5 separate regions of the Homo sapiens genome follow, and regions 1, 2, 4 and 5 are each linked to region 3. A link is a loop called in an ENCODE intact Hi-C map of the cell type or tissue named here. Cell type or tissue: heart left ventricle. All regions are shown on one strand. Each heading gives the region's core, and the rest is flanking DNA. Links, peaks and the distances in the headings are about the cores only. Region 1 has its middle 12 kb from the start of SNORD14A. Region 2 overlaps PLEKHA7 (pleckstrin homology domain containing A7). Region 3 overlaps PLEKHA7 (pleckstrin homology domain containing A7). Region 4 overlaps PLEKHA7 (pleckstrin homology domain containing A7). Region 5 holds the start of SNORD147 (small nucleolar RNA, C/D box 147).

Region 1 (6,319 bases), core at 1,426-5,425, 240 kb after region 3:
AAAAAATTGGCTGGGCACAGTGGCTCACACGTATAATCCCAGCACTTTGGGAAGCTGAGGTGGGCGGATTACTTGAGGTCAGGCGTTCGAGACCAGCCTGGCCAACATGGTGAAACCCCATCTCTACAAAAATACAAAAATTAGCCAGGTGTGGTGGTGTGGATCTGTAATCCCAGCTGCTTGGGAGGCTGAGGTAGGATAATAGCTTGAACCCAGGAGGCAGAGCTTGCAGTGAGCCGAGATTTTGCCACTGCACTCCAGCCTGGGTGACAGAGCAACACCCTGTCTCAAAAAAAAAAAAAAAAAAAAAAAATTGAAATAATATCAAGCATATTCTCTGACCACAATGGAATAAAAATAGAAATTAATAGCAAGAATAGTTTTGGACACTATACAAATACACAGAAATTAAACAATGTTTCAGATGTCTTGGAGCACTGAAAAAAAAAAAAAAAAAAAAAAGAAACAACATTCTCTTGAATGTGCCAGTAGGTCAAAGAAGAAATTAAGAAGGAAACTTAAAATTTCCTTGAAACAAATGATAATGGAAACACAAGATACCGAAACAATACTAAGAGGGAAGTTTACAGCTATAAGTGCCTACGTTAAAAAAAAAAAAAAAAAAAAAAACACCTAATGCATCTTAAAGAACTAGAAAAGCAAGAGCAAACCAAATGCAAAATTAGTAGAAGAAAAGAAATAATGAAGATCAGAGCAGAAATAAATGAAATTGAAATAAAGAAAACAATACAAAAGATCAATGAAACAAAAAGTTGGTTGTTTGAAAAGTTAAACAAAATTGACAACACTTTAGCCAGACTAAGAAAAAAAAGAGAGAAGGGGCAGGCATGGTGGCTCATGCCTATAATCCCAGCACTTTGGGGGACTGAGGTGGGTGGATCATTTGAGGTCAGGAGTTCAAGACCAACCTGGCCAACATGGTAAAAACCCATCTCTACTAAAAGTGCGAAAATTAGCTAGGTGTGGTGGCACACGCATGTAGTCCCAGCCACTCAAGTGGCTGAGGCACAAGAATTGCTTGAACCTGGAAGGTAGAGGTTGCAGTGAGCCAAGATCACGCCACTGCACTCCAGCCTGGGCAACAGGGTGAGAGTCTGTCTCAAAAAAATAAAAAATAAAAAAGAGAGACTCAGATAAATAAAATCAGAAATGAAAAAGGAGACATTATAACTGATACTGAAGAAATTCAAAGGATCATTAGTGGCTACTACGAGCAAGTATATGCCAATAAATTGGAAAATCTAGAATAAATGGACAAATTCCTAGACAGATACAACCCACCAAGATTGAACCAGGAAGAAATCCAAAATCTGACAGATCAGTAACAGATAACAAGTTGAAAGCTGTAATAAAAAGTCTCCCAGCAAAGAAAAGCCCAGAACCTGATCCCTACCCTGCTGAATTTTACCAAGCATTTAAAGAAAAACTAATACCAATTCTACTCAAAGTATTCCAAAAAATAGTAAGAGGGGGGAATACTTCCAATCTCATTCTATGAGGCTAGTATGACCCTGATACCAAAACAAGACAAAGACACATCAAAAAAATAAAACTACAAGCTAGTACCTCTTATGAATATTAATGCAAAGATCCTCAAAAAACACAAGCAAATTCAGCAATATATTAGAAAGATCATTCATCATGACCAAGTGGGATTTGTCCCTGGGATGCAAGGATGGTTCAACATATGCAAATCAATTAATGTGATATATCATATCAACAGAATGAAGAATAAAAACAGTATGATCACTTCAATTGATGCTGAAACAGCATTTGATAAAATTTAACATCCCTTCAAGATAAAAACCCTCAAAAAAACTGGAATAGAAGGAATATACCTTAATATAATAAAAGCCCTATGTGACAGACAGCTAATATCATACTGAAAGCCTTTCCTCTAAGAACACAATGAGGATGCCCACTTTCATCACTGTTACTCAACATAGTACTGGAAGTCCTAGCTAGAGCAGTCAGACAAGAGAAAGAAATAATGGGCATCCAAATTGAAATGGAAGAAGTCAAATTATCCTTATTTATAGATGATATAATCTTATATTTCAAAAAAACCTAAAGACTCCACAAAAAACCTATTAGAAGTGATAAAAATTCAATAAATTTGCAAGATATAAAATCGACATACAAAAATTAGTAGCATTTCTACATGCCAACAATGAACAATCGGAAAAAGAAATTAAAATGTAATGCCATTTACAATAGCCACAAATAAAATTAAATACCTAGGAATTAACCAAAGAAGTTAAAGATCTCTATAATGAATATCATAAAACACTGATGAAAGAAACTAAAAAGGACACCAAAAAAATGGAAAAATATTCCACGTTCATGGATTGGAAGAATCAGTATTATTAAAATGTCCATACTACCCAAAGCAATCTACAGATTCAATGCAATCCCTATCTGAACCCTCTCCTCAGTGAGTGATTGTGTGAGTCCAGGCAGTGCTTCTCAAACTTTAATGGGCATCAGAATTCCCTACAGTTTGTTAAAATACAGATTCCCTTCCCTTGATTGTGTGGTTCTGTATGAGGCCTGAGATTCTGTTTTTCTTGTTTGTTTGTTTGTTTGTTTGTTTTTGAGACAGGGTCTCACTCTGTCGCTAAAGCTGGAGTGCAGTGACACGATCACGGCCCACTGCAGCCTCCATCTCCCAGGCTCAAACTATCCTCCTGCCTCAACCTCCCGAGTAGCTGGGACTACAGGTGTGCACCACCATGCCCAGCTAAGAGATTCTGCATGTTTAATAAGTTATATTCCCACCAGGTGATTCCGTTGAAGGAAGTTCCAGACTACACTTTGAAAAATGCTGCTCTAAGAGAATATGTGTCTGGAAGTTCTGAGAGACATGGAAGGGAGCAGGTGACCCGAGGTACATGTGTATAACATTTCTTTCTTTTTTTGTGTGTGAGATGGAGTCTCGCACTGTCACCCGGGCTGGAGTGCAATGGTGCAATCTCGGCTCACTGCAACCTCCGGCTCCTGGGTTCAAGCAATTCTCCTGCCTCAGCCTCCCGAGTAGCTGGGATTACAGGTGCCCGCCACCAAGCCCGGCTAATTTTTTATATTTTTAGTAGATATGGGGTTTCACTATGTTGGCCAGGCTGGTCTTAAACTCCTGACCTCGTGATCTGCCTGCCTCGGCCTCCCAAAGTGCTGGGATTATACGTGTGAGCCACTGTGCCCGGCCAACATGTGTATAACATTTCTAGAAAAATATGCAAAAAAACATTGTTAGCTTCTGAAAAGGAGGCTAGAAGTTCTGGTGTACGGGTAAGACCTGTTTTATATTTTAAAAAACTTTAATATTTTTTTCACCTTAAGCATGTACTACTTTCTTAGTTTAGAAACATTTAGCACATTGCCCAACAAAGAGTAGGTGCTCAGTAAGTAAAAGTTATTTTCTTTTTTGTCCTCTACCCAAACATTTGCTGCCCTTTCTCTTCCTCATTTCCTCCCCACCAGCAGTATTCCCATTCATGTCTTTGATTAATAAATATCAATGGAATACATATCATGTGCTAGGCACTGTTCTAACAGTATAGCTGCATACACACAACAGACACAGTTCTTGCCTGCAAGGAGCTTACATTCTAGTGCTCTCTTGTCCCCACCTTGGCACATTTTGATTCATGAATTCCTGCCTCCTTAGCTTTGTACAGGCCATGCCCTCACACAAACCTAAAGTACCCTTTCCAACTCCCCTCCTTCAGAACAGTACCTAAATTCTCCCTGAAGCTTTCCCTGAACCCCAGTGACATCCCCATGGGAGGCTTGATGGGAGCTCTGGACCAGGCTTCTGCTGCCCTCTGGTGGGGCTTCCTGGTGGCTCAAGGGCCAGTGCCCTGGGGACCTCTACTCTAGGGCCTGCCTCTCTCCACCTGGCATCTACGCAGTCTTGGGTGGGCCAGGCCCAGGGGATCTGTGTACCCAGAGTACACTGACTTCCCTGGACCTGGCTCAGACGTATGATCTGTGTGTCCCTAACTCTGAGCCAGACTGTCCCTAAAGGCCACAGTCTTTGTAGAGGCAATGCGGTATGGGACAGTAAGTAGTGCCACTGCCCGGGGGTGCTGGTAGTTGGGGAGGGAGGGAGGGTAGGGAAGTGGGGGAGGAGACACCAGGTAAAATAGCTTTAACAGAATTATCTTTTATTTCTTCCTTTTTTTTTTTTTTTTTTTTGAGACAGAGTCTCTCTCTGTTGTCCAGGCTAGAGTGCAGTGGTGTGATCTCAGCTCACTGCAACTTTCACCTCTTGGGTTCAAGCGATTCTCCTGCCTCAGCCTCCCAAGTAGCTAGGATTACAGGCATGAGCCACCAGGCCTGACTAATTTTTGTATATTTAGTAGAGACAGGGTCTCACCATGTCCCTGTGCCCAGGCTGGTCTTGAACTCCTGACCTCAAATGATCCACCTGCCTTGGCCTCCCAAAGTCCTGGGATTACAGGCATAAGCCACTGCACCTGGCCTTATCCTTTCTTTTATTCTTTGTTTTTATCTTGTGCCAAAAGCAACTGATACTCTTACAGAAACGTCAGAAAATAGAAACATGCAAAAGAATGATTCAAACAAATCCCATAATCCCACCTAGAGACAATTTCTTTTCACACCTGGAGCAAGAACAAAGAGGAAAGGGCAACTAGGCCAGGAGCCAGGAGGCCTGGACTCTAGTCCTTGTCATCCCTCCCACTGTGTGACCCTGAGCAAGTCCCTTCTTGGAGTCTAACTCACCCATACACAAAATGAGGACTGAATTAAGTACCTACTTGGTTTACTCTTCTGTGATTCTAAGTCAGGGGTCCCAATCCTAGATGCCTTTTAAAAATACAGATGTCTGGTTCCCCACTCCCAACCCACTCCCCATCCTAGCAGATTTCTGCTTTCCCAGACAGAGCTCAGGAATCTCTATCTATCTATCTATCTATCTATCTATCTATCTATCTACCTACCTACCTACCTACCTACCTACCTACCTATGTATCCATCTCTTCTTCTTCCCTTTCTGGAGTAAAGGAATCAATTTTTAAAAAATATTTTTTAGTGACCGGGTGCAGTGGCTCATGCCTGTAATCCCAGTACTTTGAGAGGCCGAGGTGGGTGGATCACCTGAGGTCAGGAATTCAAGACCAGCCTGGGCAACATACATAGTGAAACCCCCTCTCTACTAAAAATGCAAAAATTAGCTGGGCATGGCGACATGTGCCTGTAATCCCAGCTAATTGGGAGGTTGAGGCATAAGAATCGCTTGAACCCGGGAGGCAGAGGTTGCAGTGAGCCAAGATTGTGCCATTGCATTCCAGCCTGGGCCACAGAGCAAGACTCCGTCTCAAAAAAAAACCAAAACTGTTTTTACTTTTCAGAGACAGAGTCTTGCTCTGTGGTCCAGGCTAGAGTGTAGTAGTGATCTTCCTGCAGCTTTGATCTCCCAGGCTTAAGCAATCCTCCCATCTCAGCCTCCTGAGTAGCTGGGACTATAGGCATGTGCCACCATGAGTAATTTTTTTTTTTTTCCCCCTGAGATGGAGTCTTGCTCTGTCACCCAGGCTGGAGTGCAATGGTGCAATCCCAGCTCACTGCAACCTCCGCCTCCTGAGTTCAAGCAATTCTCCTGCCTCAGCCTCCCAAGTACCTGGGATTACAAGTGCCCGCCACCATACCTGGCTAATTTTTTTGTATTTTTAGTGGAGATGGGGTTTCACCACATTGGCCAGGCAGGTCTTGAACTCCTTACCTCGTGATCCGCCCACCTCGGCCTCCCAAAGTGCTGGGATTACAGGTATGCGCCACCGCACCTGGCCTAATTTTTTTATTTTTTGTTGAGACAGAGTCTTACTATTTTGCCCAAGCTAGTCTCACACTCCTGAACTCAAACGATCCTCCCACTTCAGCCTCCCAAAGTGCTGGGATTACAGGCATGAAGGAATCAGTATTTTAGGATGGGCACGGTGGCTCATACCTGTAATCCCGGCACTTTGGGAGGCCAAGGCTGGCGGATCACTTGAGACCAGGAGTTTCAGACTAGCTTGGCCAACATGATGAAACCCCCTCTCTACTAAAAACACAAAAATTAGCCAGGCATGGTGGCATTCACCTGTAGTCCCAGCTACTCAGGAGGCTGAGGCAGGAGAATTGCTTGAACCCAGAATGGGGAGACTGCAGTGAGCCGAGATTGCACCACTGCATTCTAGCCTGGGCAACAGAGCGAGACTCTGTCTCAAAAAAATAAATAAATAAATAAATCAGTATTTTAGGCCAGGAGCAGTGGCTCACACCTGTAATCCCA
Region 2 (6,319 bases), core at 1,176-5,175, 64 kb after region 3:
CCAGCCCACAGTAGACACTTCAACCTTCAGTGCCTGCTATATTTATCTTCTGCTAACTCTAAAACTGCACTCCAATAGAGTTGTTTTGCCTTTTTCCACATTGCAGACTCCAGCATGTTCAGCCTGCTCTAGGACAGAGGCTCAAGAACACGCTTTCTTTTCTTCCCTTTGAGTTAAGGCACAGCACCCAGCCTCCTGTTTAAATTTCTATTTAAAGAACTCACCTGGCAGGCAAAGTGGTTTAAGATCAAGAGGCACCTTCCACCAGCCACACTTCCATCCCCGACAGGTTCAGAAACTGCGGCCCGAGAAAAGCCGCATTCTATAGAAGTTTTCAAACCTGTCCTGTGAAACATTTTTAATCTTAGAACACCCAGTTTTATGCTTCCATTTAGTACACTTAAATAAGTCAGTTTCCCCAACTGTAAAATGAGAAGGCTGGAGCAGGAGATGTTTCCAGGATGTTCCCTCCAGCTGTAGCATTTTAAGATGCTGCGGTTCATCTCAGACTGTCATCCACAGAGCTACAGACTGAAATGTAACAACACTACACACAACTGCAAACACAGAGACAGAGGCAGACCAGTTGTCCTCCCCAACCTCACTTGCCAACAAAATACTCTGTAATAACATCAGGGAGGTGTAGTTAATGATACTTATGTCTTATTTATGCCCAATTACATTGGATGGTGGTTGTTTTTATTTAACTGTAGGTGCTCCCAACCATCGAAAACTCCCTTTCTCTCAGTCATTACTTGACTTTCATGAATCAGAATATACCACAGCAAACTGAATCCCTATGAAACCAGTACAGGACTAACCTGCTTTCTTGTTCTTACCGGAAAAGGCAGGGGACACACTCACCCTCCCTTTGGGCTCCACGTTCGGATAGTGTCTTCCCCAGCTGCACCACCTTATTAAATCTTAGGTTCAGGTCAGACAGGGAGGGAGACTCCCAGCCTGCCTGCTGTCTCTCAATTTCGGTTCTTGAGCAGCTGCCTCCCAAGGTGTTACAAATCCAGCAGCCACTTGTTCCTGCTCATTCATTCTCGTTCCTCTCCACCCCCCACACAAAATCTGGCAACCAGGCAGGAACACAGTTCCAGCTCTGAGTCACTGCCCCACTGTGGCCAAGGGGAGCAGTGGCTAGAGGTAATCAACCAGGCAAGCACTTCATGTCTCTAGAATCCAATTCTTCCGTTCTTTGAGACCGTGGGGTTGGCTGCCCCTCTAGAACCAGGACATAAAGAAACACCCCTATCTACAGCTCTGGAGTCAGAACAAATTGCTCATTCAGGTTTGCCCTACCATGCTGAGCTGAAATCAGCCCCAAAACAGAGCCTATCTTTGGTGAAGAAACAATGGCTCCTTATCAATATTTCATACCAGTCAGGGCAGGGAAAGGTTTGAGTGGTTACAGGTCAGCAAACCCACTCCCCCTGGTAACAATGATTCTTTCCTCAATGCTTGGGATGGCTAAGGTTCTCTCAGCACCGATTTAACCATGTGGCACTCACTCCCAGAACAGGTCTGAAAACGAGAAGGGCAGAGGGGTTAAAAAGAGAAACCAGGCACCAAAGTGAAAGATCAACACTGTGGCTCTTTTCATTGCAAGCTACGTAGTTCTACAAGTCACAGTGCAGGTGACACTTGAATATGAGCTCCATGGGGCAGAGACTAGTGTTTTCACAGCTATGTTCCAGGGCTTAGCATAGTGCCTGGCACATAGTAGGTATTCCACAAATATTTGAATGAAAAAAATACAAGGGGTTTTGTCCTGAGTCCACTTAGGATGACTGTATTACTAAAACTCGTATCCATCTTTTCCCTTTTAGAAACCTCCATATCCTTCATAACTCCTAATACTACCTGTAGTGAATGTTCCATAAATCTTTAAATGTGGAGATGATTTACTGTTAAACCAAAGAAGCTCAAGCTTTAGGGCCCCTCACTTTCACAAGCCTCCTCCAGGCCCCAGGAAGAGCCCTACCAATGTGTTTACATGCTTTCTGCAATTTTATGTATTTTTAAAGAAAGCTCCCCAAACTATCATATTAAACACCAAGCCCTACAAAATACCGAATTGCCATAGCAGAATGAATGAATGACTCACAAGCCATGCTGGCATATTATCCTAACAAGGGCATTTGCTTGGACAGAACTGTTTTGGTCACAGAAGAGGTATACCCTAGCCTACAGACACAGCCTAATTAATCACAAGTCCATCACTAAAAAGACTGGATTAGGTTTAAGAGCACAAACCCCACACATTCAACACTTATTAAAGCCCAACTATTTGCTTAGCCCTCTGAGTGCTTTGGAGAAAAATAATGATTAGATCATAATCACCCCCACAGAATAGTAGCTTATAATCCAATAGAATAGACTGATATGGTCATAAGTACATATAAATATATATTTCATATGTATATACACATATTCACACACACACATACACACACACACACAGAGTTCAGAGTGGGTGTCGTCATAGAAAAGCAAAGCAGACCTACTTGCTATGTATCAACCTAAAAGGCATAACACCCTAGAAGGTAAATTATATTATCTTCATTTCACAAAAGAGGAAACTGAGGCCCAAAGGAGTCAAGGGCCGTTCTAAGATCATATAACAAGCAAGTGGCAAGGTCAAAATCCAAGTCCAGATCTGCCTAACTCCAAAGTGTGGGCTTGTTTCTAGTGGCTACATGTCAGTCAATGGCTAGTTGCTGTATAGAACCTCCAAAATGTCTTGGGAGATACACTGGCTTTGGAGGTAGAGAAACCACATCGGGCACCAGCAGAAGTTGGCAAGCTTCGAAGACTCACACTCTTAAGAGTGGAGGAACAGGAAATGCGAGGAGCTTATTCATCAGTTATATAGAAATAATCCTTGTTCACCAGGAAACACCCTAGCAGGAATTAGTGACAGCTATCTTGGGAGCCAGCAGGGGCCACATGAGAGGCTGCCACCCTGTGGCTTTGTCTCCAAATTTCCTCATCCTTGTTACCAGTTTAAGCATGCTGGAGCACTGCTCTTGTTCCATTATCTCCTGCCCAAACACCCTCCATGGCTCCTCATGTTAAAGCCTCTTTATCTCTCACTGCTTCCTGATACTCTTGGCTTCTGTCAACTTTAACTGCCCACCAGTCCCCAAGTCATCCTTTCTTTTCTACCTCTGGGCTTTGGCTCCTTCTGTCCTTTTCCCTAAGGATTTCTGCCCAATCTTCAAGGCTCCTTCTCTTCCAAGTAGCCCTTCCTAATCATGCCAGACCACTCTAATTTCCTCCTTCCTCAACATTCTTAGCACTGAAGGCTTACACTCTTCAGTATTAATATATAGCAACACTCCCCAATTGTAACATAGAGGAATTATACTTCCCAACAGCTCTTTTCATTTTACTTTTCAAAAATTATTTAAGTACTGCATGCTACAGAAGGGTATGAACTAAAAAGCAGTTCCTTTTCCTGCCTCCAATTCAGTGTCAATCCCAGGGGCAACTACCTTTATCAGTTTCTTGTATATCCTTTTCGGGTTTTGCACTTACAAAATTTTTATGAACTTAAAATTTTATATATATATCTTTTTAGAAAAAAATTCACAAATAGAATAAAATTGTACATATCATTCTATAACTTGCTTTTTACTTTACATATATATCTTGGACTCCTCCATATCCATACACAAGGATGAACATAAACAGCCCCCTCCACACACAGGTTTCCCTAGGACTCCCACACCACTCCAGTCCTTTGAGAGATGATCCACAGGCCCATCCCATATGCCAACCTATCCCAATATGCATCAGAGACTTCAAATTCATGACCTGAAAACCAATTTGTCCCCCAAACTAGTTTTATTTGAGCTACTCAGATTGTAAAAAATCAGCCAAAGTTTAAAAACAGAAAAATTTCATATAAAATTTCAGCTTAGGCTGGGCACAGTGGCTCATGCCTATAATCCCAACACTTTGGGAGGCCAAGGCAGGCAGATCACCTGAGGTCAGGAGTTTGAGACCAGCCTGGCCAACATGGTGAAACCCTGTTTCTACTAAAAATACAAAAAAATTAGCCAGGTGTGGTGGTGGGCACCTGTAATTCCAGCTACTCAGGAGGCTGAGCCAGGAGAATTGTTTGAACCCAGGAGGCGGAGGTTGCAGTGAGCCGAGATTGCATCACTGCACTCCAGCCTGGACAACAGAGTGAGACTATGTTTAAAAAAAGAAAAGAAAAGAAAAGAAAAAGAAAAAGAAATTGAACTTATGTTAGAAAACAAAAAAAAACAAAAACTGTCGCAACTCTGGGCCCCAAGGAGAGGCAGAATGACCTTTTTATTTCCATGCAGTCCTCAACACTCCCTGCTGCTTCCCAGTGTTGAGGGTGAACACCTAGTGTTATTTATCATCACATCTAACATTTCTAATTTTTTTACAGTAAAGAAATTTCTGTAAATATAAACAGAGTGTTATAAGTACTTCAAAAACAAATTCAAGAGCATAAACACCACAGGCTGCCTTTTTGTTATCTGCTAAGCCTCTGTAGACGTCTGAGTTTGTAACTCCTACTTTGTACCAACATCACTGATTCCAGAGAAGACCTTCTTTTCATGAAGAAGATCTGTTTTAAGAAATAAAGATTTCTTGCTGGCCATGGTAGCTCATGCCTGTAATCCCAATACTTTGGGAGGCCATGGCAGGTGGATCATTTGAGGTCAGGAGTTCAAGACCAGCCTGGCCAACATAGTGAAACCCTGAATACAAAAATTATCCAGGTGTGGTGGCACATGCCTGTAATCTCAGCTACTCAGGAGGCTGAGGAAGGAGACTCACTTGAAATCAGGTGGCAGAGGTTGCAGCGAGCCAAGATCAAGCCACTGCACTCCAGCCTGGGCGACAGAGTGAGACTCCATCTCAAAAAAAAAAAAAAAATTCATATGTAAAAGTAAAAACTAAAGCAAGATGCCAGGTGTGGTGGCTCATGCCTCTAATCCCAGCACTTTGGGAGGCTGAGGTGGGCGGATCACTTGAGGTCAGGAATTTGAGACTAGCCTGGCCAAAACAGTGAAACCTCATCTCTACTAAAAAAAATATATATATATTAGCTGGGAGTGGTGGCGGAGCCTGTAATCCCAGCTGTTCGGGAGACTGAGGCAGGAGGAAAAAAAAGAACTAAAGGAAGATGACAAAAATTGGCCCAGAATTTTCCCTGTCACAAAAATCTTAAAAAAAAAAAATTATTCCAACAGTGGACTCACTCTTAACCTTCTCTAACTGAGCTTTTGAAAGGTAAACCCCGGCCAGGCACAGTGGCTCACATCTGTAATCCCAGCACTTTGGGAGGCCGAGGCGGGCGGATCACTTGAGGTCAGGAGTTCGAGACCAGCCTGGCCAGCATGGTAAAACCCCATCTCTACTAAAAATACAAAAAAAATTAGCCAGGTGTGGTGGCGCATGCCTGTAGTCCCAGCCACCAAGGAGGCTTAGGCAAGAGAATGGCTTGAAACCAGGAGGCAGAGGTTGCAGTGAGCTGAGATCGCGCCACTGCACCACTCCAGCCTGGCAACAGAGCAAGACTCCATCGGAAAAAAAAAAAAAAGAAAGAAAGAAAAGGTAAACCCCAAACCAGCCAACAGACTGTTTCTTCCACAGAGTGAAAAATCCAGAAAGATACCACCACCAATTCTATCCCTATAGAACCCAAAGGAAGAGTGGTACCAGTGGATGCAGCCCTAATGGCCACCCAAAGAGGCCACTGGCAGTAGGCAGAGACTCCTGGAAAAGAAAAGCATCTAACCAGATGCCACCTGGAACAAGATCACAGACCTCTCCCAACTTGAAAAATATAGTCTACTGTGGTGTTTATAGCACAGGCCCTGGAGTTCAGCTCTCCACAGTTGTCCACATCATAGATAAGGAAACTGCTCCAGAAAGCAACTGCAAAAAGTTGCCACCATTTAAAAAAAATAATTGATTCAGCTAGGTATTCAAAAGAAATCTTAAAAGGCACACAATTGCTGGGCGCAGTGGCTCATGCCTGTAATCCCAGCACTTTGGGAGGCTGAGGCAAGTGGATCACCTGAGGTCAGGAGTTCAAGACCAGCCTGGCCAACATGGTGAAACCCCATCTCTACTAAAAATACAAAAATTAGCAGGGCATGGTAGCAGGCACCTGTAATCTCATCTACTCAGGAGGCTGAGGCAGGAGAATTGCTTGAACCCAGGAGGCGGAGGTTGCAGTGAGTGGAGATCACGCCACTGCACTCCAGCCTGGGTGACACAGCGAGACTCTGTCTCAAAAAAAAAAAAAAAAAAAGCCCACAAT
Region 3 (6,319 bases), core at 722-4,721:
GACAGGGATTGGCCAGGACCCTGGCGAGGAAGCGTCTGGTCCAAGGGAAGACTGAGGAGAAAGGGTAAGAACGGGTCAGGCAACCAAGCGAGGGTTCTGCAGGCTTTGGGGAACATATCTAAGTAAACCCACAAAGCTGGGCATGTGGGACAGTCCTGTAAGAACCTCAAAAGAATGATCAAGGCCGACATCCAGGACTTCAGTCACTTCCCCTTTTGGCAGACGACTCCAAAACCATTTTTCTCTGTCAACTTCCTCTGCCAGGACAACTTGGCTACCCCATGCCCATCACTTGGAGTGCAATGTGATTAAACCTGGCTTTTCCTTCTCTCTCCGCTGCCAGCAGTCAGCTCTTTCAATGGCTATGCATATTTATAGGAAAGGCCTCACAATTCTCCAAGTTACCAAGATTTTCTCTCTGCCTGGTATCCTTAGCACCAAGTTCCAGAGGTTCATAAAGGAAGTGGTTGGCATCAGTTCTCTTTTTTCTGGACTCTTCTAGTCCAGATACTGATTAATTATCTCCCTCCAGACAACTCTGAGATGCTCCTAATGGGTTTCCACTTTGTCCACAGTCAAGTGCTCTGATCATATCAGTTCCTTGCTGCAAAAACTTCCATGGCTCCTTGTCCCTTCTGAAATAAAGTCTAAACTCCTCAGCCTGGTACTCACAGCTCGCTAGCAGCTGACCTCAACACCCACCTTGCAGGCCTGCTGTTTTCTCACTGCTCTTCCTACGGGCCACGCCAAATGCCTAGGGCCCAAAACTGAAGGAAGTACTCCATCTCAGGGTCACCCCTACACCTGCTGGTGCCTGACAGCCTCACCCTAGTCCCGTCCCAGCCTCCTCCACACCTTAGCAACATCTTGCAACGGAAAAAGGAAAAAGGAGTCTAACCTGGGTTTGAAGCCAAGCTTGACACTTGCTGGCTTTGTGACCCTAGGCAGCTCACCTGACTGCTCTGACCTTCCGTTTCCTTACTTGTAACAGGAGGATAGTATTACCTGCCTCATAAGGCTCTTCTGAGGAATCAATGAGACAGGTTAGGAAATGCAACCCCCACATCTGATACACAGAAGGTCCTTCACTAACGTGTGTACCCTTCCTGCCCTTCTTACTCTTATAACACTGTTCTTCCCTCCCCCTGCCTGGATGGTCTCCCCTTGCTCTATTTACCCAAGTCTTACTCATTCTCTAGGATGCTGGCTCATGCCTTCCCCCACGTGGACCTTCTGTAGTGCCACAGCCCTCAGTGATCCAACTCTGTTTGACCTCGTCATCACACTGCCTGTAACTTTTCCAAGGTCCTATATTGATGTGATCTTTTCATACTTCCAAGACATGTTTTCCCAGGCCAAGGTGAAAAATTCTTGAAAGACAGGAACTGTGTTTCACACCGTGGTATTGTCCACAGTCTAAGAAAGTCCTGTGCGTAATTAGCCCTTCAATAAACACTCCAGCACACAAAACTGGATATGACTTCAAAAACTAACACCAACTAGCCATCTTATTTTCTTTCTTTTTTTTTTCTCTCTTTTTTTTCTTTTTTGAGACAGAGTCTTGCTCTTTTGCCCAGGCTGGAGTGCAGTGGTGCAATCTCTGCTCACTGCAACCTTCGCCTCCTGGGTTCAAGTGATTCTCCTGCCTCAGCCTCCTGAGTAGCTGGGACTACAGGCGTGTGCCACCACACCCGGCTAATTTTTTGTATTTTTAGTAGAGACAGGGTTTCACTGTGTTAGCCAGGATGGTCTCGATCTCCTGACCTTGTGATCTGACCGCCTCGGCCTCCCAAAGTGTTGGGATTACAGGAGTGAGCCACCATGCCTGGCCGCCATCTTATTTTCTTCTGGAGTCTCGCTGTTTTGCCCAGGCTGGAGTGCAGCGGTGCAATCTTGGCTCACTGCAACCTCCGCCTCCCGAGTTCAAGGGATTCTCCTGCCTCAGCCTCCTGAGTAGCTGGGACTATAGGTGTGCACCACCACGCCTGGCTAATTTTTGTATTTTTAGTAGAGACGGGGTTTCACCATGTTGGCCAGGCTGGTCTTGAACTCCTGGCCTCAAGTGATCTGCCCCCCTCAGCCTACCAAAGTGCTGGGATTACAGGCATGAGCCACCGCACCCAGCCTCCAACTTATTTTCTGAGAAGGAAAAAAAATTAAGCAAGGGACAAAGTATGGAATTTTACTAAGCCTGAGAGGCAGCATGATGTTGTAAAAAGAGAACAAGTTTTAGAGTCAGACAGGCTTGAGGTCAATTCTGACTCTGCCTTCACCTATCAATTTTATCTAACATTTATTTGGTGCTGATATTGTGCCAGACATTGTTCCAAGCCAACACTACTCAAAGTGTGGCCTGTGTGCCACCAGCATCAGCACCACCTGGGGACTTGTTAGAAATGCACATTAATGAAATAAGCCAGGCATGGAAAGACAAATACCGTGTATGACCTCACTTATATGTGGGATCTAAAAAGGTCAAACTCATAGAAGAACAGAGTAGAGAGGTAGTTACCAGAGGTTTTGGGAGGGAGAGGAGAGATGGAAGAAGAGCTGTTGGTCAAAGGATGCAAAGTTTCAGTTAGGAGGAATAAGTTCTGGTGACCTACTGCACAGCATGGTGACAATGGTTAATAATAATGTATATTTCAAAATTACTAAAAGTAGATATTAAATGTTCTTACCACCAAAAAGGATAAGCAGGTAAGGTGATGAATGTCAATTGGTTTGATGTAATCATTTCATAATGTATACATATATTAAAACATCACATCTACCCCATACATATAATTATTGTCAATTAAAAATAAGATATATTTTTAAAATGCTGGTTATCAGCCCCACCTCAGACCTACCTAATCAGAAACTCTGGGGATGGTGCCCAGGCATCAGTGTCTTAACAAGCCCTCCAGGAGATTCTAGTGCTCTGTAAGGTTTGAGAAACTGTTCTAATTGTTTTAAAACTCAACTCATTTAATCACTTTAGCTATATGACCTCAGGCAAGTATCATCCAGGCCCTCTAAGTCTCACCTTCCTTATTACAAAATGGGGATAGTAAGAACCACTTAGAAAATTGCTGTGAGGATTTGAAATAGTTGTCATTCAAATAAAGCTATCTTTGCCATTACAGTAGATAATTTTAAGATCTCTTCAACCTACTTGTCGTGCCTGCCAAGTGAGTCGGCCTGCCACTAGGTGGCAGGGTTTGCTATCGATCTCCCAAAGTTAGACACAAATGTGCCTCTGAGACGGGGCAGTGCCTGAATCCTCAAAACAGAGGTGGTAGCGGTGGCAGAAACCAGGCTGGAGGCTTCCCCTGGGGAGTTCAGGACTTGACTAACCATTGTTCATTCTGCCAGAAGCAAAATGCAAACTATGCAAAGCATTTCAGAGCTGTGCTCCCACCCATACGCCCTTCCTGCCTGGCTCTGCAGCTCACTCCCCTTGCCTGCCTACAGTGCCTGGAAGGTCAGAGTCCACCCTCACCTCCCCACTGCCCCACTAGCTGCACCTCAAATCCCTAAGCTCATCCTCTAACCTGTACCCTCCATTTACACATAGTCTGCCATTCTGGAATGACCCCAAGGTACCAGTGCAATGGTGAGCCCTGGCTCTAGGGGTCAAAACAAGGTAACTATGGAGGAGGGACACAGGAGGAGGTGGTACTGTGGTTGAGGTATAGACCCCATGCGAGCAAGTGGGTGCTTCCAGAGCAGCTTTGCCCCTAACAGCAGATCCATTTGCTGGCCCCCTAACCTCCGGTCTTACCCAAAAACTGGGCTCAAGGTCTCCTTATACCATGCTCTGTGGCCACAGGGACTCCCTGTCACTGAACAGGCACTAAACAGGATATTCTGATACAGCCATTACAGAAATGGTCATGTGGAGATGCAATATCATTTTTTGCAACAAATTATTATACTTTACTCAGCAGATGTTCCTCACCCTAACTTCCAGATCAATCACACAGGACTTCCATTTTCTACTCTGTTCCTTATTGTAGTGTTTGAGTCTCCTGATCCTAACTCTATCCCTCACCCCAACATTTCTATTTTACAAGTATGCATTACTTTAAACACTGGGAGGTCAGGGTGGGAAAATGAAAGCCTAAAATTTCAAAACAAGCTCTTAAAATACAGTGAGATTCTAAGAGTGTGTCAGTCTGTCTCCCACAAACCATATCCTAAAAAAGTTTAATGTGAAATTTGTATCTCCAATTAGAAATACTTCCCTGTTGGTTTAAAGCCAAAAATACAGGATCATATTGCAGTTCAAATAACCTTCCTCCCAATGTCTTAATGTGCTCAGTCTAATGAGATTAGCAGTCTTGATGATATGCAAAGCAGAGATATCTATCTCATATATTTTCAAATGGAAAATGGAGGAGTTCCTTTATTCAGCACCTAGATCTATTTATGACTAACTGTAAGAGACTACAAATATATCTTTAAGAAAAAAAAAATCTGGGACTATAAGAGGCAGACCTTTTAAAATACAAGAGGATAATCAGAGACTGAGACACTTTGCTCACTTAAAGATTGACAGCATTTTCTGTTCTGTCTTCTGCCTTCAATTCTTCACTTTTATTCACTTTCTAGCCCATTGAGATCTGCTTGCCCTACTGGAATGAAATTCCTCTCACTGTGTGCTCAGTGACCTCTAAAGCCAATGAGCTGTTCTCCTCTACAGACCTGATGTCTCCCTTCCCCTTAGATAAGAATGGCTCAAATCCCCATCTTGCATCCCAGGGAAAGTCCTATGCCCTCCCCACCCACCTCTCATTTCCCTGTTAACTTCTCATCCTTTAGGTCTCTGGTGCACACCCCACTCCCAACTCTCAAATTCAGGCCGTTGTGTGTAGCAGAATAACATGGTTTACAGGCTGCTGGAGCAGTTATGCGGAGACATTTCATAACTGACAACTTATCACTGCATATCAGTCACCCAGCTTTTGAAAGTTTTTTCTGTGCCCCTGCCACAAAGAGTTTCTCACTGGCCATGCCGTCTTACTGATTTCAACCCCTCCTTTTACTCTGCGTCCTGAGCTAACTTTGACCCTGTAGCTCTGTTAAGCATGGTAATTCAGGTTTGCCCATCTAAGCCCATCAAGCAGCTCAGTGGAAAAAGGGTTTCTGTTACTGAGCAAAAGACCCGTGAGGTTCTGGACTTTCCTTCAGGGGTGCCCAGCCTCCTTGAAAGGTACCACATCTCAAGTGTCTGCTTTTGGTAGGGGAAAAAAAAAAAAAAAAAAAAAAAAGGAAAGAAGGCACCACGCCCAGGTGGAAGTCCTTACCTGCAGCACCGTGCACTGCTGACTGGACTCCTTCCAGTTGAAACTCTCCCCAACAAAACCTCCAGTTTTCCTCCCCCATCTTCTCTTCATCTCCTTCAGGTGACTTAGCTTTTGCCTGACCCTTAGGCTAGGGGTCCTCAGTGTTCTGTTGTTGGCCCTCTGCAACTGTGCTCTCTCAGTTGAGGATTCTTAGTCCTGGCTGCACATTAGATCACTGGGGGAAGAGGGATAGGGGAAAATGTGCTTCCTAAAACCCTTATGTCCAGGCTGCAACCCAGACCAATGGAGTCAGATTTCTGCGCAGGGGACCAAGGCCTCACCAAATGTTAAAACTCTCCAGGTGATTCCAATGTGCAGCCTAGCAACAGTTTCTTGACTGTGGACATGCACTGGAATCACCTAGGGAGTTGTATGTATGTATTATTTATTTATTTATTTATTTATTTTTTGGAGACAGGTTTTTGCTCTATCATCCAGGCTGGAGTGCAGTGGTACAATCATAACTCATTGCAGCCTTGAACTCATGGGCTCAAGTGATTATCCCGCCTTAGCCTCCCAAGTAGCTGGGACCACAGGTGCATGCCACCACATCCAGATAATTTAAAAAACAAAAAAATTTTTTTGGTAGAGATGGTGTCTTGCTATGTTGCCCAGGTTGGTTTCAAACTTCTGGACTCAAGCGATCCTACCACCTCGGCCTCCCAAAGTGCTGGGATTATAGGTATCAACCCCCATACCTGGTCAACCTAAGGAGCTTTTAAAACATACTGATACCTTGACCTCACCCCAGATCAACTACATCAAAATCTCTGGCGTTGGGCCTCAAATGATCAAATCATGCAGACAGGATTAAGGAACATGGCTGTAAGCATTCCACCCTGGGTAATCTCAACTACTGCCAGGGTATTAGTTACCATCTCTAAGGCAATGACTCTAGAATTCCTCTACAGACTGTACCCACATTCCCTATAGCCTCCTGATCATCTCTACCTGGATATTCCCAAAGTACCACTTTCCTCGCCAAGCTC
Region 4 (6,319 bases), core at 1,472-5,471, 120 kb after region 3:
AATCTGATTTGCTTTTCAAAAAGATTTCTGTATCTTCTATGTAGAGGATGGCCCGGGGATTAAGGACGATAAAAACCTAATAGTTACTCGGTGCTTAGCTATGTGCTCTGAATTGTCCTAAGAACTCTGTATGTATGATCTCCTTTAATCCTCATGAAAACTTTTTGAAATGAGTACTATTATAGTCCCAGTTTTACAGATGACAAAACCCAGGCATAAAGAGGTCAGGTAACTTGCCTATCACAGTAAGTGGAGGATCCAGTATGCAAAGCCAGTCTGACTACAGTTCCATGCCAATGCCTCTGAAAAGAAGTGGGGAAAAGCAGGGAGATGAGCTAAAGAGACTGCTGCAGCAGTACAGGCAGGAGAGGACAGTGGCTGGCCAAAATGGCAACAGTGAAACTCCTGGGAGGGATTCAGCTTTGCCAAGTGTGTTAGTGGTAGTGCCAACAGGACTCACTGATGGGATTTATGACTGGAGAGAAGGAAAGAGAAAAACAAGACTTCCAGCGTTTTGGTTTGAGCAACTGAGTGGATGCCAGCACTGTTTCCTGAAATGAATAAGCCTGGGAGAAGTACAAGTCAAAGGGGAGGAGAGGTGTTAAAATTGATCAAGAACTCTATTTTGGACATGTTAGTTTGACATGTTGATTAAACGTCCAAGAGGAAAAGTCACAAAGCCAGTGAGCTATGGTGGTCTCCATTCAGGGAGGGGGCAGAAGATGTAATCAGTGGCATCTCATGGTCTTGTGAATCCTTCCTGGGTATAGGGAGAAAGTGGCTCTCCCAGCTAGAGACCTTCAGTGGCTTGTAACAAGCAAGAGCAGAGCCAAATCGCAGCACAAGATTGTAACTTGTTCAAGGCTGAGAGCACGCTGCCCAGGCAACCCTCTGTGATCCAGCAAAGTCTGCCTCCCAGCCCCATCCTCTGCATCAGCTTCCTGGGAGCCTATCTGAGCAGCATTCTTTCAGGATGACCTCCAGCAAACCAGGCCTCCAGAAAGCAACAGGAAGCCCTCTGGTCCTGGAGGAGAGGCTGGAGACAGGAGACGTGGAAGAAAGATAAGTTATCGTGCCTCCTGCCGGCTTGGGAGAAGAGGACTTCACCGTCCCCTTCCACTTCAACACTCCCTTTTTTGGTCCTCCTATCACTGCAGCCCATCAGGGTATGAGGTCCTGGAACCACTTATAAGGGCCTGAGTGCCATGATAATGAAAGGGTTTCCAAAATAAGCTTCCCAAATGCCCTGCTGGCACTCAGGCTACAGCATTTCCAGAAAAATGCCAACCTCGCTTGATAAAATACTTTTAGAATTGACACCTCCTTGGCTCAGATGAAGTGGGTGTGTGCTGGGGGTCAGGTAGAGGTTTGGAGGGGAAAAAAAAAGCAATTTTCAAAGTTCAGCTGAAATGTCAGGAACATGAAGCAGCCCATGTTTACACAGAGCTTTCCAAAACCCAGAGTAGCTTCCAAGTCGCTTTTTAAAAAATGGCTACATCAACTTGTCCAATGAACTGGCTTTTTACCTAAACAGAAACAGTACCAGGCTATTGCCATTCTCCTTGTCTCCTTAGGCTTAATCTCCTAATATAATTTATATTCCTATTGATCCTGATTGTTTTATTTTGTTATCCATATTTCACCCTTTTCCCATAAGTTACCTCAAATCCACTGTGGAACAGGATAAGCAATAAATGAATACTCAGTGTATGGTCTTCATATTCCTGGATATTAAATGTTCAGATTCATGTAATTAATAAAGGTTGTTTACTGTGGATATTAATTAGAGGTTAAGGGGAGGAAATATCCTAATTAATATGTAAAATACTTTGAAATTTTTATCTCTTACAGTAAAAAAAAGAGTCTGGTTATAATTAGCACCTGTATTTTTCATACTTTTCTGTCCCTAATTGCCTAAACAATAATTTCTGGGGAAAGTAGGTGAAATCTTAATGTACTACATGTGAATGGGCGATTTTCTGGCTCTTACCATTCAAACTAGGAACAAGACGCCAGTTCAGTAACTGTGTTACTTCTTCCAAATAAGACTTGTCAAAGCTACTGTGGGGAAATTGGGAAAAAGAACCTAAATCTATCCACAAATAAATATCGAATGTGAGGCTGGGCATGGTGGCTCACGCCTGTAATCCCAGCACTTTGGGAGGACAAGGCAGGCAGATCAACTGAGGTCAGAAGTTCAAGCCCAGCCTAGCCAATATGGTGACACCCCGTCTCCACAAAAATACAACATTAGCTGGGCATGGTGGCATATGCCTGTAATCCCAGCTACTCGGGAGGTTGAGGCAGAAGAATCGCTTGAACCCGTTGCAGTGAGCCAAGATCGTGCCATTGCACTCCAGCCTGGGTGACAGAGTGAGACTCCGTCTCAAAAAAAAGATTAAATGTGTCGGTCCTTTTCTAGTGTGGGGAGGGGTAAAGGCATGTCAGTGCCCACTGCTATTCTCTGGTGTCCTTTTAAAGGTAGAAACATGCTTTAAAATATGAAATAGCCAGCAGTCTGGAAACACAACTTTGGAGACATAAAAGTTATTAGGTTTTCCAAATCACTGATATGAGCCAAAATCCTTACTGAGACTAGGGGGCCAAAGATAGAACTGAAAGCCTTGTGACATTTGCAAACACCACCCTAAGTGCCTTCTTCAGGGATACTCTCTCTACATAATCCTGAATGTTGCAATTATTCAGATCCCCATGTGCAAGCAGCACATGTTTTTGAGGCTCATTCTCAAGGGACCAAAGAAAAAGTGGTATTTTTGTCTAGCATTTTTTTTATCACCAGAATTCACTATAACCAGTATCTTGGCACTCCAAGAGCACACAGTGATGACAGATGCTTATAATGTTCACCCTGAAGACTTGCAACCTTGTGGAAGAACAGACGGATCAAATTATGCCTTGTTGCAGTTTGAAATGTGTTTTACTGCCTTCTAATATTTTGAAGACTGACAATCTATGCAGCACACGGTAGGTGGCAACACTGAGCCAGGAGAACATCCCATTTGCCAACCTTGCTGAATAGAGAAAGTTTAATATGATAATGAACCCCTTTTGAAAAATCAGGTCTCTGCAGGGCACAGTGGCTCATGCCTGTAATCCCAGCACCTTGGGAGGCCGAGGTGGGCGGATCACAGGGTCAGGAGTTCAAGACCAGCCTGGCCAACATAGTGAAACCCTGTCTCTACTAAAAAATACAAAAAATGAGCCAGGCGTGGTGGCAGGTGCCTGTAATCCCAGCTACTCGGGAGGCTGAGGCAGGAGAATTGCTTGAACCCGGGAGGCGGAGGTTGCAGGGAGCCGAGCTTATGCTATTGTACTCCAGCCTGGGAAATAGCGTGAGACTCTGTCTCAAAAAAAAAAAAAAAAAAAAAAAAATCAGGTCTCTATTAGAATAATGACAACAGGGACAAAGCAATTAAAAACACATGCCTAACAAATTTGGAATCAAAAGCACCATCAAATGTACTTCCTGGCATGTTGTCATTTCCCACCTCCACTCTCCCAATCATTGGGCAAATCCAATTATATTCCTGGAGACACCCGAATCATGCCTCTTCTCTCCCTTTCTCTCCAGTGGCTTTTATGAAAATAATATTCAACTTTAATGCATCTGCACTTCAGGAGACAGTGTGACAAGAACAATAAACACATTCACCATGTGCAGAAACCAGGGAAAATGAGTTCTGAGACTATCTTTGCCAACCCCAGGTGTGGGCTTTCTTTTCCCTAAACTCAGGCGATATTGGAATGTAGCAGCTGTCAGAAAGCAGCAATGGCCTGTGCCAGAAATACCTTTGCTGAGCTGCTCTAATTGCCAAGAGATAAGAACCCATAACTCACACAGACACTTGTAGCTCTGGCTCAGAAACAGCAGGCAGAAAGGAAAGAGCATGCCTTCCAGCAATGTGACCTTGGGCAAGCTGTTTCCCTCCCCCTGAGCCTCAGTCTCCCTCATCTTTGAGGACTACCAGCAACATGTATCAAGTACCAATTACAGGATTGGATTTATAGCAGGTTAATAACCTGGAGTCGTTGTTATTAACAATCTCCAAATTGTTAATAACCGTGGAGTAAAATGAGCTTGGAGATGGCCACCAAGCTCTCTGGACAAGAGACAGTTTGCACGCTTGAAAGGGCCTTGATTTCCTGGGAAGACACTACAAGAATCAGTCACATAAAATCCCTGAATGCTTTGGCCTTATTCATTTGTTCTAACAAATATTTATTGAGGGTATACCATGTGCCAAGATTGTGCTGGGCACTGAGGACAATATGGCCCAAGTCTCATGAGGTATATAGTCTAGTAGAGAACACAAGCTTTCAAAATAATCATCTAAGCACATGAGAATGTACATCTATGATAAACACTACAGAAGAGAGGTATACGACCATCTGTATCATAGCCACCTAAATTGAGAAATTGGCCCAGTCTGAGGAGCCATATAATGAGGAGTGAATAAGACAAAGAAGAAAGTTGAAGAGGACCTTGTTTATAAGAAATTTAACTTAAAGAAACAAACTAGGAAGCACTTAGCTATCCCTTAACTAGGATGTTTTTCTTTTCTTTTTTTTTTTAGATGGAGTTTCACTTTTGTTGCCCAAGCTGGGGTGCAATGGCGCCATCTCAGCTCACTGCAGCCTCCACCTCCCAGGTTCAAGCGAGTCTCCTGCCTCAGCCTCCTGAGTAGCTGGGATTACAGGCATGCACCACCATGCCTGGCTAATTTTGTATTTTTAGTAGAGATGGTGTTTCTCCATGTTGGTCAGGCTGGTCTTGAACTCCCGACCTCAGGTGATCCACCCGCCTCGGCCTCCCAAAGTGTTGGGATTACAGGTGTGAGCCACAGCACTCAGACGATGTTTTTCTTTTCTAACAGTAAAATCCAGAAAGCTTACCCTGTTTCCTTCTTGTTTTGGCTGCCAGGAAGCTCCAAGTCAAATGTGCAGCTCAGCAGAAACACAGACCCTTAATGTGAGTGCCTTCGTATTCTTCCCAACCTCCTGGGTTTGTCCTTTTCCTCTTACTTATATTTTCCCTAGTCCTGATTTCAAATTCCTATTTCTATTTTATCATTGTATCTAGTGTTCATGGACCTTCAGAGGAAGGAGGCAGGATGCAAACACAAATGTTCTAATATTCTTCCTAAGGTTAAGGGGTTGAGATGGAAAGAATGAACAGGGTGCCCTTTGTGTCCCCTTGCTGGTGTGTTACCCTAGAAGCAGGGAAAGACACGTGGCTTCGTCTGCATTTATACAAATGGTGCATTCTGTTTGATTTGTGTGATCTAGAATGATGGTGCTTTTTCCCATAGCCCCTTTATCATGTATTTATGCCCCAACGAGTAGCTTTCCTTGTGCTCATTTTTTTCTCTGAAACATTTACTGGTCTATTAATACATTTAGTGAACTTACATTCTCAATATTCTAAGATAGGTGCCCCCCTCACTTTTTTTTTCAATTTTTCTCTTTTAATAAAGAAAATTCATTAAATGTGTAACTGAAGTTCTCCCTTTATACCTTTGAAAGGCATGATATATACATAAAAATCCTTAATCAGACCATACATCATGATTTTTGGATCAGAAAATAGTCACCTTCCTCCTATAGTGATTAACATTCACATGTTGGAAGGCCGAAAACAGAATAGAGATGAGAAAGAGATGTGGGAGAGACCATTTTTCAATGTGCAGTTTATCTGCACCTCATTAAAAAATAGAATGCTTTAGGAATAAAACATCCATTTCTTGTAAAAAACAACAACAACAATGTTCCTCTTCCTGGGAAAATGAAATTTTTGTAAATAATAATCAGACACAATTCAAGAAACCACAAACTGTGGCTCTTACCCTTCTCTGGTCCTTGCTTGAATAAAGCTTTGGACTGTCTTTCCCAGGAAAGAAATACACAAACACAATTTTTTACAATAATAAACACAATTTTGAATTTTAGAAGATTCAAAGATCTCCTAGAGGAATATTCATGAATTTCTTAGGCAGAATCTTCCTAAATGGAGCAAATACCTAAGGATGCCCAAGATCTTTGACAATGTGGCAAGAACATTTGAAAAAATATACTATAAGCTGGACACAGTGACTCCCTCCTATAGTCCCAGCGCTTTGGGAGGCTGAAGCAGGTAGATCATCTTGATGCCAAGAGTTCAGGACTAGGCTGGCCGACATGGTGAAACCCTGTCTCCACTAAAAATACAAAAAATTAGCCAGGTGTGGTGGTGCACGCCTATAACCCCAGCTACTTGGGAGGCTGAGGCAGGAGAATTGCTTGAGTCTGGCAGGCAGAGGTT
Region 5 (6,319 bases), core at 912-4,911, 110 kb after region 3:
TGCAAACCAAGACTGCAAGTGCTGCCAGGGTCTTTAGTCTATTTCTCCTCCCGATCTTGCCTGAGTCAGAACAAACCATCAGAGCACCCTTCTCTTAGCCTAGGGAGCTTCTCCTGCCACCCATCCCAGGTAAAGGCTCCCTGCCACAGCTGCTACTGAGGAACTCAGTAACCACCATCAACCAAGTACCTCTTTTAAGAGGGAAGAGAGAAGACAAGCTAAGGAGCTGGTGCAGAGGAGAGACAGGCTGCCCCTTTCCCCTGAGAGCAAGGGGAGTCAGGCCCCAGGACAGAGGCCTCCACTGATGTTGGACTCACCATAGCCTGCTCCATCCAGTGCAGACATTAGGAGCAAGACACATGGGGAATTTCCAAGCTAGCCCTACTCAGTCCTCTGACCTCACAATCCATAGTGACCATGACATCCTCACCCCACCATTCCACAGTCTGATACCTGCCTCACTTTCCCCCTAACCTATAACCTCTGATGCCCTCTCACTCTCAGTGCCCTAGGGACCCCGCTACCCACCTACTCTTTCCGGGAATCACTTTGGGTAGTAGCTGCCCCAGGCCATCTTGGCTGGGCCATTATCCACAAATATGCAGCCATGGCCAGCAGGCCAAAAGGTGAGACGTTAGACGGCTGGCTTGAGCAGACTTTTCATAATAGAAAAACCTTGTTCCTAATCAAGGCCATCTTCAAATCCTCAACTCACAGAGTACCAGCAGCTCAGGGCAGGGTTGGAGAAGGTGGCACTCTACAAGCAAGAGCCCTGTGTGTTAGGGGAGGGCTGCCATGGAGTGTACACACCGCAAACCCAGGTGGCAGGGCAGGTGGCACTGATTCCCCAACAAACCAGGGTTTCAGAGTCAACAGCCTCTTTAAAGTCAAGCCTTCCTTCACTCATTTTCTCCCTGGAAGGCTGGAGTGAGGTAGGGACTGGAGCAGCCCAGCCCATGGAGAGCAGAGCAGAGAGGCAGGCGAACTCAGCAAACCAAGTCACTGAGAAAGGGGATAGAAAATTGGGAGGAGGGGGAGGGAGCACAGCAGCCTGTCTGGAAGCACCTCTCTGATACACAGCCCACACCCAGTGCTAAAATCTGCCTTCCTGCGCTCCTTGCCTGCAGTAAGCCCACCCTATTCCCCACACTTCTTGCCTTTGCCCCTCCCCGCCTTACATAAACTCAGCCGCCTCTTGCACTCCCCAGAATGTCAACTTCCAAGACATGCTCATCTTCCTCATCGCACTTACTCTACAGTCCAGTCCTTCCACCCTTCCGTTAACAGGACTGAAAACTCTATCCTAAGCCAGCACATAGCTTCCCAGGTCTCTAAGGCACAATGCTACCAGGAAGGCTGAGTTTCACAACTATTCTAAGGCCCTGGCTGGGGTAAAAAATCTCCTCAGGTCTGTCTCTAACCAACCCCCGTCCCTCCCACCTCCCCAGAGCCCAGCCTGGTCCACAGCCCTCCATTTAAGGCTGGGCCCTTCCACTCCCACTCATTAGGGCCCCACCCAGAAATACCCCAGCACACAAACAGGACACCTTGTACAACTATCAGTCTTAGACCCACCCTCTCTCTGATAAGGACAGGAGGGAAACTGAAACTGCCTGAGGGAGGAGCCTCACTCCACCTTCTCTATTTCCCACCTGGACCTTTCTGCTCCCCTCCTACTGAGGGGCCTGGGAGAGACAAGTCAGGTGACACCTGACAGACACCTCTTCCTCTGCCCACAGCCCCCAGGCCTGAAAATACACCCGAGGGCACTGGCGGAGCACGCAAGGAGGTTTTCAGGCACCATGGCTGGGACAGGGCAACATTTTTCTATTTTTCAGAATGTTTCAGACTCTACCTGCTGAGAGGACTCAGGTCTCCTACACCTGGTCTGGAAGCTGCCTTGAGGAAGGGGATGGGAGTGAGATGCATTTAGGAAGGCAAAGGAGGAGGGGTACAGACGGGTTCTAAAGTAGATTAAAAACTGAGGGATGCACCCTTTCTGCCCTCTGGGAGGAGATGGGGCTGTCCCACCGACAACGAAAGGGGAACCCTTCGGGGGCAGTGCTGGTGCCTTGGGGGAATGCCCTTATCCTTCTAGGGAAATAGACTGCAACACCTTGGGCTTAAACCTTGCCTTGCCAAAGCCAAAAAAGAAAGGGGGAGGCCTGCAACCCACCAATCTCATTTTCAGATTTCCTCTCTCCAGCTTAGACACATTAATAATTAACTTGCCTACCTAGGAGCTTGCCGGCGTTGCCATAAAAGATGAGTAATGGCACCGGAGTCCCAGCCCTATGCCCGCGGGCTTCAGGGCTCGGGGCTGGGACGGGCGCCTGGAACAAAGCCTCTGCATTCCTCCGGGAAGGTGTGTCTGAAACCAGAGCTGTCACAGGCGAGAAGCTGACCCCTTACCTCCTCCGTAGCCGGCTCCTGGCAAGTGTGGGTGTAGAGGAAGGGCAGGCGCCCCTGCACACTTGGCGGAACGCTTGGCGGGGTCGCCTTTGCCCACCTCCCGGTCCCCACCCTCTCCACTGCTGGCCAGTTGCTGTCCCCGCAGCCCGCACGCCTGCGGGGCCGTGGGGTCCCCAACCACAGCCGATTTTGGGAAGCGGCGCTCTCTGCTGCTGAGGTAATCCTGTTAACAAGAACGCAGTCTGTACTTGGAGACCCGATTTTTAAAAACAACAACGGCTCCCTTGGCGTCCTTCCCGAGGAGTAACCCAAAGCCGGGCGCCGGCTCAATGAATTCTCTTGCAGAAACTCCAGCGGCCAGCTACGGCTCCCTCGCTCATGGCTGGCCGGGGACTAGCCGGCTCCAGTCACGCCCGCGCCCAGACACAAAGCACCCCCAAAAGGAGCCCGTGCACCCTGCGCCCTGTCGGCTCGACAACCCGCAGACCCCCCGAAAGTTACAGCGCGCACACACACCTGCAGGCCCCCCTTGGTCGCTCCTGCCAGACCCCCAGCGTGGCGGGGCACGCGTCCCAGGGAGGACAGCTCCGCGGCTCCATGCGACTGCTTCGCGAGCCCGGGCGGGCCACCGGTCAGCGGCGCTGGGCTACGGAGCGCGCCGGGGCCTCAGCTCGCCCGCGGCGCATCGCGCGCCCTCCTCCTCCTCGCCGGGGCCTTTCCGAGGAGCCCACACCCACTTGACATCAGCACCGATCAAAGCACGTGGCGCAGCGCCAGACAGCGGACCCCAGCGGTCCAGAGCGCGCCCCAGGTGCTGCCGTTCGGCCAGGACGGCGCGTCCGAGCCCAGCACATTCCTTTCCTCGTAGAGGATGCTGCAAGTGGGAGGGGTAGAGAGGCTGAGGAGGGGGAGGGAAAAGGGCGGAGGGGCAGGACCTGCGGCCTCAGAACTGCGCTGTTCTGGCGTCTAGCCAGACACCAGCAGACCTGTCATCCGTTGCCGCAAGTGCCCATCGGCTGGGAAGACCAGGCTGCAGGAGACCCGGGTTGCTGTCGTCTCCCCTCCAAGAGTCCTGACCTTGAATGCTCTTCCCCACAATGATTCAAGGAGTCTTCTAACAATCCCTGGTAAATTGCGGGAACGGATTCTGACAAGCCAGGAATGAAGACTTGGTTGGATGTGACTGCGACCTCATCGCCCAGGAGGCCGCTATCAGGCACCCAGCGAAGGAGACCATACCCTCTGGCTTGTCTCTGCCCTCGCAACCTCAACTATGTCTCTTTTCTTTCTCTCTTTTCTCAATGCCCTTGGCAATAAGGGATCACTCTCCTGGTCCTGCAGGCAATCAGAACTACAGCACCTCTCAGCAGCCCACACACACTTCTAATTCATTCATTAGCACCCGTCCAAATATTCACACATGCAAACATTTAAGGGTTAGTATATGCCAGGAGCAACAGATAATCTTCCTACACTCACAGTGCTTCTACTCTAGTCAGGGAGACCTATATTAAATACAGAACAAGGTAATTACCATTGTTGCGAGGGGATTACAGAGGTGTTATAAGAATGCACCAGGGAGCCTTAAGTCTTGGCAGTCAAGAAAGGATCCCTGACGAAGTGATACTTGACAAAGCTGAGACGTTACCCAGTGAGTGGGAAAGTTCAGGCAAAACCACTGGGTATTAAAGTGTAAGCTTGCTTCCATTCACAGGTGGAGATGATTAGGCAGAAGTGGAAATGCCATGCTAGGCACATCTGGGCTTTTATCCAGGTGGGGCATAGGGTGGCTCCCAGGCCCTAGAAGAGAGCCTGGCTATCTGTCCAAAGAGGCCCTTATGTCTGTTTTCTCATCTCTCCCTGATCCATGGCTGTCCTACCTCTGCAAAAGAGCGCTGTACAGGAATTTGGGAACCTTCACTTGAGGCTCCAACTCAGTCATCAATTTGCTGTGTGGCCATACAGAAATCCCTTCCACTCTCTGGTATCAGTGTCTCTATCTAAAATAAGAGGTTGGGTCAGGCGTGGTAGCGCTAGCCCGCAGCCATAGCTAGTCAGGAGGCTGAGGCGGGGGTGGGGGCAGGGAGGGAATGGCTTGAGCCCAGGAATTTGAGACTGCGGTGATCTGTGATGCACTCCATCCTGGGTGACAAAGCGAGATCTTGTCTCAAAACAAAATAAAAATAAAATGAGAGGTTGGATTAGGACATTGTTTCTCCATATATTTTTTTAAACCATACTTCCTTTTGGATAAATATACAAATGCCATTCCCATTCTTCTATGGTGACCAAATTATTTTCCAAATCAAAAATTATAATAGTGAATACGCTTTTTAAAACTATATATGCCCTTTAAGTATTAAGCAATATTCTGTTTTTAGATGTCTGCTGAAGATAGCTTGGAGGCCAGAGTAAAGAAATGGCCTCCAAAGCCCACCCTTCTGTTATCTTTCCCCACCCTCCCCCACAACCCAGCCACCAGCACTTATCATCTCTAGCCTCGTTTCATGTACTCTTTCCAGGATAAATTGGCCAGACAATGAATAGAAGCCCTGGGTCATCCAAAAAAACAAAAAAGGCATGCTATGCAAGACTCCTTTGAATAATAACTTCCAGTAATGTTGGCAAGAAGACACTTTGAAGGAAGCATGCAATGACCTTGGGGACAATTTGGCAATATGAATTAAAAGGCTTTAAAATGCTCATATCCTGTGAACCATCAATTCCGCAACCAAGAATTTATCCAGAATACTTCATTGTGGATGAGCACAAAGATTTATCCGCAAGGATGTTCATCTCATCATTTTTATAAGAGCAAGTAATTGGAAATGATCTAATTGTACGACAGGAAATTGGTTAATAAACTGTGGTACATGCTTACGATGGAATACATACAACTTTTAAAATGATATTTTAAATACTTACTGTTGAATAAAACAAAATGTTACAAAACAAATCATCCCAATTGTGTGTGGAGGGGGAAGGGGGGGTCTGTTGGGGAGGGAGGTGGTAAGCACCTGTGTTTATTTTTCTTACTGGTTGACTCAGAACCTACTATCTGAGGTAAAATGTGATGCCACTATGGCATGTCATCCTCACAACAAGTAAATTTATCAACCCATATTAAAGTATAGAAGAACCTTAACATTAAAACAGAATGTGACGGTTCACGCCTGTAATCCTAGCACTTTGGGCATTGCTGAGGTGGGAGGATCTCTTGAGCCCAGGAGCTTGAGGTTGCAGCGAGCTATGATTGCACCACTGCACTCCAGCCTGGGTGACGGAGTGAGACTTTGTCTCAAAAACAAAAACAAAAAAACAGAATGAAATCAACCTTACAGGCAAGCTGGAACAGAATTCAATTTTCTACTACCATCTACTCACCATTAGGGGTTTGATAGTAATCTTAAAGGTAGATTGGTTTTGCCCCCAGATTTTTTTTTTTTTTTTGTATTTTTATTTTGAGACACAGTATTCTTGCTCCATCATGTTAGTGCAGTGGTACAATCACAGCTCACTGCAGCCTCGACCTCCCAGAGCTCAAGTGGTTCTCCCACCTCAGTCTTCTGAGTAGCTGACACTACAAGCATGTGCCACCATGCCCAGCTAATTTTTTTTTAAATTTTTTTAGAGATGGGGACTCACTATGTTGTCCAGGCTGGTTTCAAATCCTGGGCTCAAGTGATCCTCCCGCCCTGCCCTCTCAAAGTGCTGGGATTACAGGCATGAGCCACAGCACCTGGCCCTCATGTAGATTTTTGTTGCTCTTAAGCCTAATTTTAGTGTGCATAAAAATTACTGTCCATGGTAGTTTAGGGTACATTTGACTTTATGAGATTTTTTTTTACCATACACTATAATTTTAGAACCTAATCATTGTTTGAAAGTTCAGTTAATAAATAAATAA

Evidence for each region. Hi-C counts contacts between places; a loop is a spot of excess contacts. Peaks named below come from ENCODE experiments on the same cell type or tissue, not always from the same donor. Only the 100,000 strongest peaks of a DNase experiment are listed, where the experiment ranks them.
Region 1: it touches region 3 in a loop (4-fold over the local background); 54 of 110 quality-filtered maps call a loop at or near these places.
Region 2: a loop joins it to region 3, with 9 times the contacts of the local background. A loop is called at or near these places in 45 of 110 quality-filtered maps.
Region 4: it touches region 3 in a loop (2.3-fold over the local background); 27 of 110 quality-filtered maps call a loop at or near these places.
Region 5: a loop joins it to region 3, with 2.1 times the contacts of the local background. A loop is called at or near these places in 27 of 110 quality-filtered maps.

Annotation. Positions count from the first base shown.
Region 1 is chr11:17,059,752-17,066,070 of GRCh38, forward strand. No RefSeq gene overlaps it. Among named protein-coding and RNA genes, the nearest start is that of SNORD14A, 12 kb to the right of the region's middle. In heart left ventricle, for the core only: a CTCF peak has its summit at 3,851 (motif pointing left); a DNase peak (open chromatin) is centred at 3,880.
Region 2 is chr11:16,880,420-16,886,738 of GRCh38, forward strand. The region is part of intron 3 of PLEKHA7 (pleckstrin homology domain containing A7); the gene reads right to left. Among named protein-coding and RNA genes, the nearest start is that of SNORD147, 42 kb to the right of the region's middle. In heart left ventricle, for the core only: a CTCF peak has its summit at 2,977 (motif pointing left); a DNase peak (open chromatin) is centred at 2,892.
Region 3 is chr11:16,817,272-16,823,590 of GRCh38, forward strand. It overlaps PLEKHA7 (pleckstrin homology domain containing A7), which reads right to left. Exons shown (of 27, transcript NM_001329630.2): 11 at 1-51. Among named protein-coding and RNA genes, the nearest start is that of C11orf58, 82 kb to the left of the region's middle. In heart left ventricle, for the core only: a CTCF peak has its summit at 3,147 (motif pointing right); a DNase peak (open chromatin) is centred at 3,220; H3K27ac peaks cover 525 bases.
Region 4 is chr11:16,933,034-16,939,352 of GRCh38, forward strand. The region is part of intron 3 of PLEKHA7 (pleckstrin homology domain containing A7); the gene reads right to left. Among named protein-coding and RNA genes, the nearest start is that of SNORD147, 10 kb to the left of the region's middle. RefSeq lists an enhancer at 2,805-3,316. In heart left ventricle, for the core only: a CTCF peak has its summit at 2,981; no DNase peak of the experiment used is centred there; H3K27ac peaks cover 2,950 bases.
Region 5 is chr11:16,922,598-16,928,916 of GRCh38, forward strand. All of the region lies in intron 3 of PLEKHA7 (pleckstrin homology domain containing A7), which reads right to left. It overlaps SNORD147 (small nucleolar RNA, C/D box 147), which reads right to left and starts at 3,425; the gene lies at 3,341-3,425. RefSeq lists an enhancer at 2,069-2,680. In heart left ventricle, for the core only: no CTCF peak of the experiment used is centred there; DNase peaks (open chromatin) are centred at 2,415, 2,744 and 3,184; H3K4me3 peaks cover 2,646 bases; H3K27ac peaks cover 2,676 bases; H3K27me3 peaks cover 1,999 bases.